Regions from separate parts of the Homo sapiens genome. Here region 1 is linked to region 2. Evidence: read pairs that join two places in POLR2A ChIA-PET (ENCODE). Cell type or tissue: GM12878. All regions are shown on one strand. Links, peaks and the distances in the headings refer to the core of each region. The heading gives the core; the rest is flanking DNA. Region 1 overlaps SETBP1 (SET binding protein 1). Region 2 overlaps SETBP1 (SET binding protein 1).

What was found. ChIA-PET counts read pairs that join two places held together with the same protein. Peaks named below come from ENCODE experiments on the same cell type or tissue, not always from the same donor. Only the 100,000 strongest peaks of a DNase experiment are listed, where the experiment ranks them.
Region 1: POLR2A ChIA-PET joins it to region 2 with 7 read pairs; 1 of 35 experiments calls an interaction of 5 or more read pairs at or near these places.

The regions. Positions count from the first base shown.
Region 1 is chr18:44,906,705-44,912,089 of GRCh38, reverse strand. All of the region lies in intron 3 of SETBP1 (SET binding protein 1), which reads right to left. Among named protein-coding and RNA genes, the nearest start is that of MIR4319, 61 kb to the left of the region's middle. In GM12878, for the core only: no CTCF peak of the experiment used is centred there; a DNase peak (open chromatin) is centred at 2,669; H3K4me3 peaks cover 780 bases; H3K27ac peaks cover 2,430 bases.
Region 2 is chr18:44,836,129-44,841,513 of GRCh38, reverse strand. The region is part of intron 2 of SETBP1 (SET binding protein 1); the gene reads right to left. Among named protein-coding and RNA genes, the nearest start is that of MIR4319, 130 kb to the left of the region's middle. RefSeq lists an enhancer at 1,896-2,045. In GM12878, for the core only: no CTCF peak of the experiment used is centred there; a DNase peak (open chromatin) is centred at 2,183; H3K4me3 peaks cover 702 bases; H3K27ac peaks cover 881 bases.

The sequences.
Region 1 (5,385 bases), core at 88-5,087, 71 kb before region 2:
ACTTCCCTCAGAAACAGACTCCATCTTCTCACCCCTGCTGGAGGTTCTCACTTCTCCTCCAAAACCACTAGCATTTTCGTTATATCTGTTATATATTAATTGTCACCTACTGCCTTGAAGTTTGTGCCTATGTGTGTGTGTGTGTGTGGGTGTGTGTATGCAGGAGCACACACGTTTGTACCTTCTCTCTTCCACTACTGTTGAAGTTCCTTAATGGTAAATACGAAGGCTTACACATCTGTGCCTCCTCCACAATGTTTGTCCCTGTCCCTGGCATGTAGTCAAGTGCTGGTAAATATGGGTTGAATGTCTATTAGGGAACAGGTATGGGGTGGTGAATAGCATATAGAGCAGGACCTTTCTGATGAACGATTTCATTGGAGAGCTCAGAGGGCTCCCTGGGTGAGGTTTGGCAGGGCTAGACCTGTAGTACAATTTAAGCAGACAAAGCAGAGTGAGGAGAACATTATCACCTAATGGTGAGACACCCAGAGGGTGGCCATCTTTTCTATAACTTGGATAAAATGCTATTCAACTGGAGACAGGTGGCTGGTAGGCAGCAGAATCAGGGCATCAGGATTTTGGCTTTTTGGGTTCTAATGTGAACGCTGTTGAGTGACTTTGGAGGTCATTTCAGTTCCTCTTATTGGAGAATATCATTTGCAGGACGAAGAACCAGAGTAGTGGATTTCTAAGGACCTTTTCAATTATAGGTTGGTGCAAAAGTAATCGCTGTTTTTGCAACGAAAAGTAATGACAAACCCCACAATTACATTTGCACCAACCTAATATAAATTCTCTCTCAGTTATATACTCTAAGACAGGTTCCACTTATGGAGCTAGTAGTATTTCAATAATAGAAGCCTCAAAGAGCTAAAGATACACCATAGAAAATGAGGGTAATCATATTAGACCAAGATGACTCATCACAGATACAACATTTTCAGGTAAGGGATCCTCCCTCCCCCACTCCAAATTTGAGCCAGGTCCAATGGTCTTTTTATTTTATGGAAACTGTTTCTCACTTTTCCTTTCTTTCCCAAAGAAATTACAGCCTGTGTTACACAGCACTAATGCATGTACATACACAAGGGGGTATGAAAATCAAAGTCCTATATTGATACCCACAATTTCCCTGGCCTTCACCTTCCATAACTTCAGAGAGTGGCAAGTTAGAATAATGTAGGGTGGATGAAAAGGGTGTGAGGGGCAGGGGGCAACCAGAGGCCTGTACACTTGAACACATGGAGGGACCAGAGGCTGATTTCCCTGTGGGGAGGCACTAGAGGAGAGCTAAAAGTAGAAACAACCCTACCCACTATTAACAACATAAAATGAAATCAGGAGTTCTTATGTACGCTTACAAAACAAAGTAAAATAGATAAAACCCCCTCTAGGTTTTTAGTATGACAGGGCAAGAAATTTAGTTTCCTCTGGGGGAAGAAAAGGGTTGCTCATGAAGATGTTAAGGCCTTCCAATAATGGAGACCCAGGATGCTGACCATGGGCAGGACACTGGCCCGTATCACTGACATCAGGACATTGCTCATATCTTTGCCTGATCTTTGATAAACATGGAGCAGTTTCAATTCAGTTCAACTCACAGAAGGGGAAATAGGTTGTACAGACAACAGCTTCTTTCATCTTCCTGACTCCATCAAAGACATAAAGGTTTGGAAAATCAGGTCAATCCAGATTTGGTTTCAATGGAGCTCTGAGGTAAGGAAAAATGCTAAAAAACACCTTTCTTTACCTGGTCATCCCTCCGCTCACCCCTTCGCCATCTCTTGAATGAGTCAGTCATTGCTGTTTGTCCCTGAATGGTGACCTATTATTATAGAACAGCAGCAATGTGTATGATGGTTACATCATGAAGGCCATAGGAGGGAGTCGGCATGTTTTTAGTGAGAACCTCCTGCTCCAGTTAACAACAATCTCAGAGAGGAAGAGGCATGTCTCGGCATTGTCAATGATGCCAGTAACCCAGACGGCGGGCAGTTCTCAGCCTTCAGAAACACCCATCCGATAGTTATGGACTCAGGTGCTGACTTCTTGAAAGAATGCAATAGGAATTCATAGACAAGAAACCATAGTGTAATCTACGGAATCTTGGAAGGTGCTTCCTTGAAGAAATGAAATTAGGCCACTGCTCTTAAGAGTCTTAATTCCTGAGGGTTGTAAGCTAATTCTGTGATTCTCCAAGTATAGCCAAATTGAGAAAATGCTATTTGAGCTACAGAGACAAGAAACAGAAGAGGGTTGACATGGTATAGCATGGTACGTCTCGGATCAATCCTGGACATACTCCCCTTTAAATATTTATAATTTTGACAAAATACATAACCTGTCTGTGCCTTGGTTTTGTCATCTGTAGAATCAGGATAATAATAACTGTGCTGACTTCATATGAAGGTAATGCATAGCATAAGGTCTTACTTTCAGTGAACGTGAGCTAAGATAACTGTGACAGTAGCATCGGTTACTATAAATAGTTGGGACAGGAGAAGAGAAAAAGCTGTGGTTTGATTGCTTTCTGCTTTAGACTACTCTGAGCCTAGCAGCAGAATTGGTACGATACTCCCTCCTAAGTTCAGAGGACAGACTGAATGAGAAAACCTCAGAGCCTTGGACCTTGGCCAAGATACTCTTCCTTGTAATCTTCATCACTCTGAGTTATATTTGCAGTCAGCCAGGAGAACAAATGACAGCCGAGCAGACACCTACAAACTGGATTACTGGATTCTGGTCCATTCAAATAATGGGGCTTTCCAGCTAGAGGTGGAGTAGCAAGCAGGAACACATTTTCTCCTCGGCCTTGCCCTCCAGATACCAGCCTCTGAAGACAAGCCACTTTCAGTCTAATTCTCTACACACTGCCAGCAGTTAAAGAAGTTCCCCATTTCTCCTTACTCATCCTTCCTTTCAATTGCTCCTTCCTTCTCACCTTTCTGAGAGTAACCACATCCCACCTTAAGGTAGGTGAGGCCATTTTCCTTTACACATCTAGAATTCTTCAATTCTAACACAGGTACCTGGCAGTAGAACCAATCTGGTCCTTGTGTAAGCTGGGAAAGGTCACAGTTTTCAGTGAGTCCAGAGGTGTGATGATGACAATGCTAGGTTAATAAATATGGCAAAAATATATTTTTCTGAAAATGAGGATTAAAATTGGTTGAATTTTATAAAATGAGATAAACAATATAAAATGTGGATTTGAAATTAGTATTTTAAACATTTAAAGCAGAGTTATATTTTGGGGGGCTTCACAAGTACTCTACAGGACATGAATTACCAATCTTTTTAAATACGTGAGAAAATTGAGGCTTAGCAAATCTAGGAGAGCATTAACAAATCTAGGAGAGCCTTTCTACAGATATTGACAAGTTGACCCTAAAATTCATATTGAAATGCCATGGACCTAGAATAGCCAAAACAATCTTGAAAAAGAACAAGGTTGGAGGACTCACACTTCCCAATTTTAAAATTTCTACAAAGCTATTGCAGTCAAGAGTGTGACACTGGCATAAGAAAAGACATATAAATCAATAGAACAGAACTGATTGTCCAGAAATAAACCCTGATACTTATTGCTCATTGACTTTTGACATGGGTGCTAATATAATATAATGGGGAATAAGTCTTTTCAATAAATAAATAGTGCTGGGAAAAGCTGATATACACATGCAAAAGAAGAAAGTGGAGAAGAAGAAGGAGAAGGAGAAAGAAGAAAAGGAGGAGGGGCCAGGTGTGGTGGCTCACACCTGTAATCCCAGCACTTTGGGAGGCCGAGGTGGCGACGTGAGGAGTTCAAGACCAGCCTGGCCAAGTTGGTGAAACCCTGTCTCCACTAAAAATACAAAAATTAGATGAGCATGGTGGTGGGCGCCTGTAATCCCAGCTACTCAAGAGGCTGAGGCAGGAGAATCACTTGAACCCGGGAGGCGGAGGTTGCAGTAAGCTGAGATCACGCCACTGCACTCCAGCCCAGGTGTCAGAGCAAGACTCTGTCTCAAAAAAAAAATAAAAAATAAAAAAGAAGGAGGAGGAGGAAGAAGAAGAGCTGGAGCCCTGCTTTCTACAATACACCAAATAAATTCAAAGTGGATCATAAACCTAAAGGCAAGAGCTAAAGCTATCAATTTCTTAGAAGAAAACATGAGTATATTTTTTGACCTTTGGTTAGGCAAACCCTCCCCAGATATGACACCAAAGCATGAGGAACAAGAAAAATAATAAATTAAACTTAATAAAAAGTTATGCTTCGAAGGTCACTGGCATGAAAGTGAAAAGACACCTCATACAATAAAAGGAAAATTTTGCAAGTCACATATCTGATAAAGACTTCTATCCAGAACACATAAGGAAGCCCTATACAACAATAAAAAGACAACCCAGTTGAAAAATGGGCAAAGATTTGGATAGATATTTCTTTTCCAAAAAATATACATATGGCCAGAAGCACAGGAAAAGATGATCAACATCATCAGCAATTAGGAAAATGCAAATCAAAATCACAATGCGATGCCACTTCATACCTTCTAGGGTGGCCATAATAAAACAGATGGACGACAGAAAATGTTGGTAGGAACACAGAGAAATTTGAATCCTCATATATTATTACTGAGCATATACAATGGTGCAACTGCTTTGGAAAACAGTTTGGAAATTTTTTCAAAAAGTTAAGTGTAAAATTACCACATATCCCAAAATTCTGCTCCTAAGTATATACCCAAGAGAACTGAAAACATATGTTCATGCAAAAACTTCTACATAAATGTTCATAGCAGCATTAGTTACAATAACCAAAAAGTAGAACCAACCAGAATGTCTATCAGCTATTGAATGGATAAACAAAATAGAATATATCCATATGATGGAATATTATTCAGCCATAAAAAGAACAAAGTATCAATACATCCTACAGCATGGCTAAACCTTAAAAATACTATGCTAAGTGAAAGAAGCCAAATAAAAGAAGCCACCTATTGTTTGATTACATCTAGAAAAGGCAAATGTATGGGAACAGAAAGTAAGTTAGTAGTTGCCAGGAACTATAGAAAGAAAATGGGGTGTAACTGCTAATGGGTACAGGATTTATTTTGTGGGGTGATGAAAATGATCTGGAATTAGAAAGTAATACTGATTGCACAAATCTGCAAATATACTAAAAATCACTATTTTGTATCTTTTTAAAAGATGAATATTATGGCATGTAGTCATACCTTTTTAAAGCTGCTAGTAAAAACAAACAAACAAAAAAGGGTTTAAGAGCATTATCAAGGTCATACAATTATGAGCATGACCACCAAAACAAGATTACTTAAACTAGTCTAGTCCTCTTCTTGAGTGCATTTATATCCCCACCTTTGATTTCTTCTGTTGTGT
Region 2 (5,385 bases), core at 139-5,138:
TGGTACTCTTCCTCTCAAAAGGTGGAGCCTAATCCCTTTCCCCTTGAGTGTGGCTGGCTTTAGTGACTCATGTCTAGTGAATAGATTGTGGTGGAAGTGAGGGGTGTGATTTCCAAGACAAGGTCATAAAGGCATCATGACTTTCTCCATGGATAACTCGCTCTAAGAAAAGCCAGCTCTCTTGTTGTGAGAACCCAACAACTCCATGGAGAGTCCATGCGCTGAAGAACTGGAGGTCTCCTGCCAAGAACCGGGAGGAATTTGCCAGTGTGTGAATGAGCCACCCTGGAAAGGGGATCCCATAGACCTATCACACAATCAGATGACTACAGCCATGGCCAACATCTTCCTTGACTGCAACTTCATGAGACCATGAGCCGGAATGACCTAGCTAGGCTGCTCCTAGATTCCTAACTGATAGAATATCTGAGAAGTAATAAATGCTTATCGTTTTAAGCTACTAAGTTTTAGGGTAATTTTAATGCAGCAATAGATAGCTAATACAGGGTGATTAACTTAAACTCTCTAGGTATCAGTTTCCTTACTTTTATGTTAAGGATGAACAAATCATAAGTTTCCAACCCTGGCTACATATTAGAATCACTTAGAAGCTATTAAAAGCATTTAATACTCAGGACCTATTCCAGACCAATTGAAAGTGAGTCCCTGGGCATGGGGAGGCCCCAGCATTGACATTTCTAAAAAGCTCTCCAGGTGATTCTAAAGGTACTGCCAGAATTGAGTACCAATGAACTAGATGGGTTTTTTGTGTTCTAAAATACTTCTTACAATTTTACAAAACCCTTGGCAGTTTCAGGAACTGGGAACGTGAGAGTTGGACCATTTCTTCATTCCCATCTCCCTCTCATTACTCCAGATGCCTGGACACTGTCCAGGAGAGCCAAAGACAGTTTCTTTACTCCAGCTGGTGAAATCTGGCCCAAGACAAAGAAGTGTATTTTAAGATGTAAAATGTCATTACCATAAGGATGAATCTTGAGAAATAGGAAAACAGCCCAGACCTGAGGTGAGCTGGCAATTGATCAATTCCCTTATCCCACTGCATGAAGAGAGTTAAAAGTGGGCCATGCTTGGCTTAGCAGAGTCCTTTTGCAAAAGAGGTGTGCTATGCCACTAAGCATGAGCCCCTTGCAGAGGTAGCGCCATGTCACTGCTGGGATCTAGCAAGGGTAGTCATGCTGGTGAATTTGAGCCAAAAGGCATGCTGGCTCATTGGCTGCGAGAAACTAAACAAGTCAGTTCATGTCTCCAACTCAGGGTCCACATCTGTTAAAGATGGAAATTATATATTTGCCATGTTGACCTTGCCAAATGGAGGAATGAGACAATAAACGTTGTAAGCCTCATAAAGAGAAGTGTACACATGGCAGGGTGCAGGGTGCTCTGTCCCTAAATCATGAACAGCCATGGAGAGAATTCGACCATGCACAGGCCTCTTCTGGGGAAACAATAAACACTAAATGCATAAGTCAAATAAAATAAAAAGCAATGTGGATCAAGAAGACAACTTGTTCTCAGAATGACCTCCTTCTTACGTTTTCCTGCTCCTGCTGCTATCAAAAATTACATATCAATATGATTGTTCTCCACCTGCTCTTCCTAAGGAGGTGCAATCACATCCCTCTGTACTATTACTGGGCATTCAGCAAATATCAAGTCTGAGTCCTCCTTTATCTGTCCATCTATTCATTCCACAAATGTTTATCCTGTGCTTACTGTACACAGGTACCCTTAAAACCCATACAGGGAAGGAGAATGCTTATCCCATCTATCTTTCATCTCAGACCTCCACTTATCTGGATGCCCCTCTTTGGTCCTCTACCTGTTGTTATGCTGTTAGAGCCTAAGTAGTCTGGACACTTTGTAATACTGCACATTTACCTCAACCTTGGTGTTATTTCCAGTGCTGGCAGCTCATTCTGCACAGTATACAACTGGACTGCCAAGAGAATGGAAGATTCATAGCAGAGGGCACGTCCCATGGTTCTCCATCACATCTGTAACAATAGCTGAGAGTCCGGAGATGCTCAAAGAGCCAGTGCGGGCTAAGGGCAGCCTCGCAGCAGCAGCAGCAGCAGCAGCAGCAACACCCAGGTTTGCCTAGCATGCTGACTCATTCTTCTTCCTTCCCCATTCACACACCAGTCTGCCCATCCCCCGGGGTGACGGAAGTGGAGAAACAGATTAGACTTTCTATTTTGGCAGAATGTCTGCTACTTCCCTGGTGGCTCTTCACCCTGATCCCACCAAGGAGCACAATTTCTGGGGTTCATCTACACTCGTAAACTGTTTAAGACACTGCCAGCTGAGCATTTCAGGCCCTCCAGAAGCAGTGCTTCCCAGGTCTCTCATCTGTCTATCCTGTAATAGTTAATTCTTTAGAAAGAAGCAATGAGAAGGCTGGGTTTTTTTTTTTTTTAAGATATTAAGAGAATCATTCATTGCTGAGAAGTCACATCAGGGTCTCATCCTTCAAACCGACAGTTGAGTGTGTATCAGCCTGAGAGAGAGCCTGATTATTAGTTTTAAAGAGCTTATTTCATTCTCTTAAAAATGGGATCAGTTCATCTTTGTCACATCTGTCTCTGCATGGCTCCTGCATGCCACAACAACTGTCAGCTCCAGGCATTACGTTATTAAGGTGTAGTGTGGGGTGGGGCTGAGGGGGTCATTCTGGGTGTTCCTGTTTTCCGAAAAAGTGAGCAATGAGATTCAGAACGTAAGTAATTAAAAGGGTTGATTTGCTCACGTGCATTCAAGAAAGAGCTGAGAAGACAGTTTCTATCCAGCCCACCCCATACCCCATTGGTTGGAGAAGGGATGAACTGGGGCTGAAGCACTTTTCTCTTAGCGGCAATAAGCAGGGCCTTGGAGTAAACTGTCCTAGTAAGGAATGATGTAAATGGTACACCTGTCATAAGCATTTGTCACCTTCACACCCCAAGGGCTACCTAGCTTTGGCCAGGTGACAGATGTACAACTGCAGCAAGGGACCCAGATGTTCCCAGTATCTGGATAAAGAGCATCTTCATGGTGTCCCAGCTCCTTCCCATTCTGTCATGAATTACAGTAAGGGCTAAGCTAAAGTATCAGATCAAAAAAGGGTAGAATCTTCCACTGTTCTGGCATATATTGAAGGCTGTCATTCACATCCATAAGAAGACACTGCGCAGGGTGTGAAGCGAATACAGCTCAATACTAAACATCAATACAAAAGGAGTAGATAAGCAGTAAGAGACTCCTACTCTGAAATACAGGATGGATAACATGGAGTAGATAATAAAATGCTAAACTGAATATAGCTGGGTGTTAAATGTGGCTCACAAAATGTTTTAGAAGTGACTGAGGAAGCAAAAGGACAGAGCCAGGCATGGGCTGCTCCAGGCTGAAGGACTTAGAAGAATCCTTAAGCCTGGGATCATCTTCATTACAGAAAGGAGGAGGGAGACTCCACCAAGCATGGGTCAGCAAGAGAAAACAAGCCACAGTGGGAACGAGCCCTGAGAATTGTGGAAACATGGCCCACCCAGTCAGTTCAAGAGAATGGTGGGCAATTCAGCTGAATTCCTCTAGTGTGACTAGAGGAGATGTGTTTGCATATGTCTCTGTATACACCCACGACTGTAAGGCAGATAATCTGAAACGACAGATAATCAAAACATCCTTTAGTATATATCTATGCCCTGGAATTGATATGGATAGGTCAGAAAATGTAAGGCTTGCAACACTTTCCAAGAAATAATGAAATGCCTCTAAAGACCTGAGTCAGGAGGAGCTGGGCAGCTGTCATGCTCATCCTAGGAATGCATGTGTCCCTCCCAGCTCCTTCCTGCAGCAAATGGACCGCATCGCCTCTTAGGCTGAGGCAAAACACCTGCATTTTCCAGTGTGCTGAGGCTGAGCCTTTCTCCCACCCCATCCATGTGATGCAAAGACAGCATTTATGTGATGACTATGTACAAGGGCATATATTCTTAGTTTCTGCGGGACTAGAACATTCAATAGTCCTGTATCCGTTATCAAATAAAAACGATTTCATTAAATTTATTTTAATGCATTTAACATACTTCATACATTTATAAAGGTATTTAAATAAATGATTTAGAAAGAAAAAGGCTTGCTATAGATGAAATCACAATGTTGATAATTTACTAGCAAATAATTGAGTGTTGATACAGGGACTAAGACTAGCCTCCTCCAGGAAGCCTGACTGACCCTCCTCCAGCCAGAATGAAGCACTCTTATTCTGTGCTCAGTTCACACTTTCTACTTGCCTTATATGGACAGTGTCAGCTGAAAAAAGGAGTGCATAGCAAAGACTGCCCACCTTGAACAGGGACTTGTATCCTTGGCTCTTACGTGGTGTGGTGACCACCAGCACTGCTGGTTATGAAGATGTCAAACAAAGTCCTTAGCCCATGGAGCAGAGCCCTTCCTGCCCTTTGCAATCCTTGGTGAGGGCTGGAGTGTACAAACAACTCAAAACATTAGCATGAAAAGTTTCTTAAAGAAGAAGTGGAAAGAAATGGAGATAAAATCATGGCCCCATACAGTTGCAAAGAAAAAAAAATAGGGATGTAAGTGACAGGGCCCCAAAACTGCAGTGGCTCAAATAGAAATATAACAAGATGTCCTTGTTCCTCACAGGCTGGAACATGAGCAGAGAAGCTGCTAAGAACAGATCACAGCAAAACCAAACTGTTGCTGGAGCTGGAAGAACCAAGGACAAACACCTGTCCCATACTGCCCCAGTCCTCGGTAAGTTCATCACTGTGGAGTCCTTTTTCTCAGCTGCCAAATAGACAATTATATACCTGTGTAAGCCTAGAATTTCCCAGACTAGTATTGAGAAGCATCAAAAACCATGACGAAGAATTAATTTGAAAAAGTGGGCAACCCATGGTTGTCCAGAAACTTCAGAGCATTCTTCTAGACTAGGGAAGAGTCAGAACTCAGAATCCTAAGGAAAGAGTGGAGTGGAGTAGAGTGGAGCAGAGTGGAGTGGAGTGGAGAGGCCCCTGGACTCTGCAGCTCTGAGCTCCAGCACTAGCTTGGCCTGGCTGGGCCTAAGGGCACTTCCAGTTTTTCCATTCTATGGCTTTAAACAATCTGACATTTTTTCTTGGGCAGCAATAACGTTGAACCAGAGGTATGCTAGACAGAACCTAACTAGGGAAAAGGCATGAGACTCTAATAAAATGAAGGCAGCAGGTTAAGCAAAGAAAATAATGGAAATTTGACTGCAGTGTGTTTATAAAAAGCTGATATACAATTCAGTGTTTGTGGATCAAACTTTCCTGATTCGCTTGGTGGCAGAAACCAAATTGGAAATATGGAAAGCATGTAAATAACATTTACAATAAA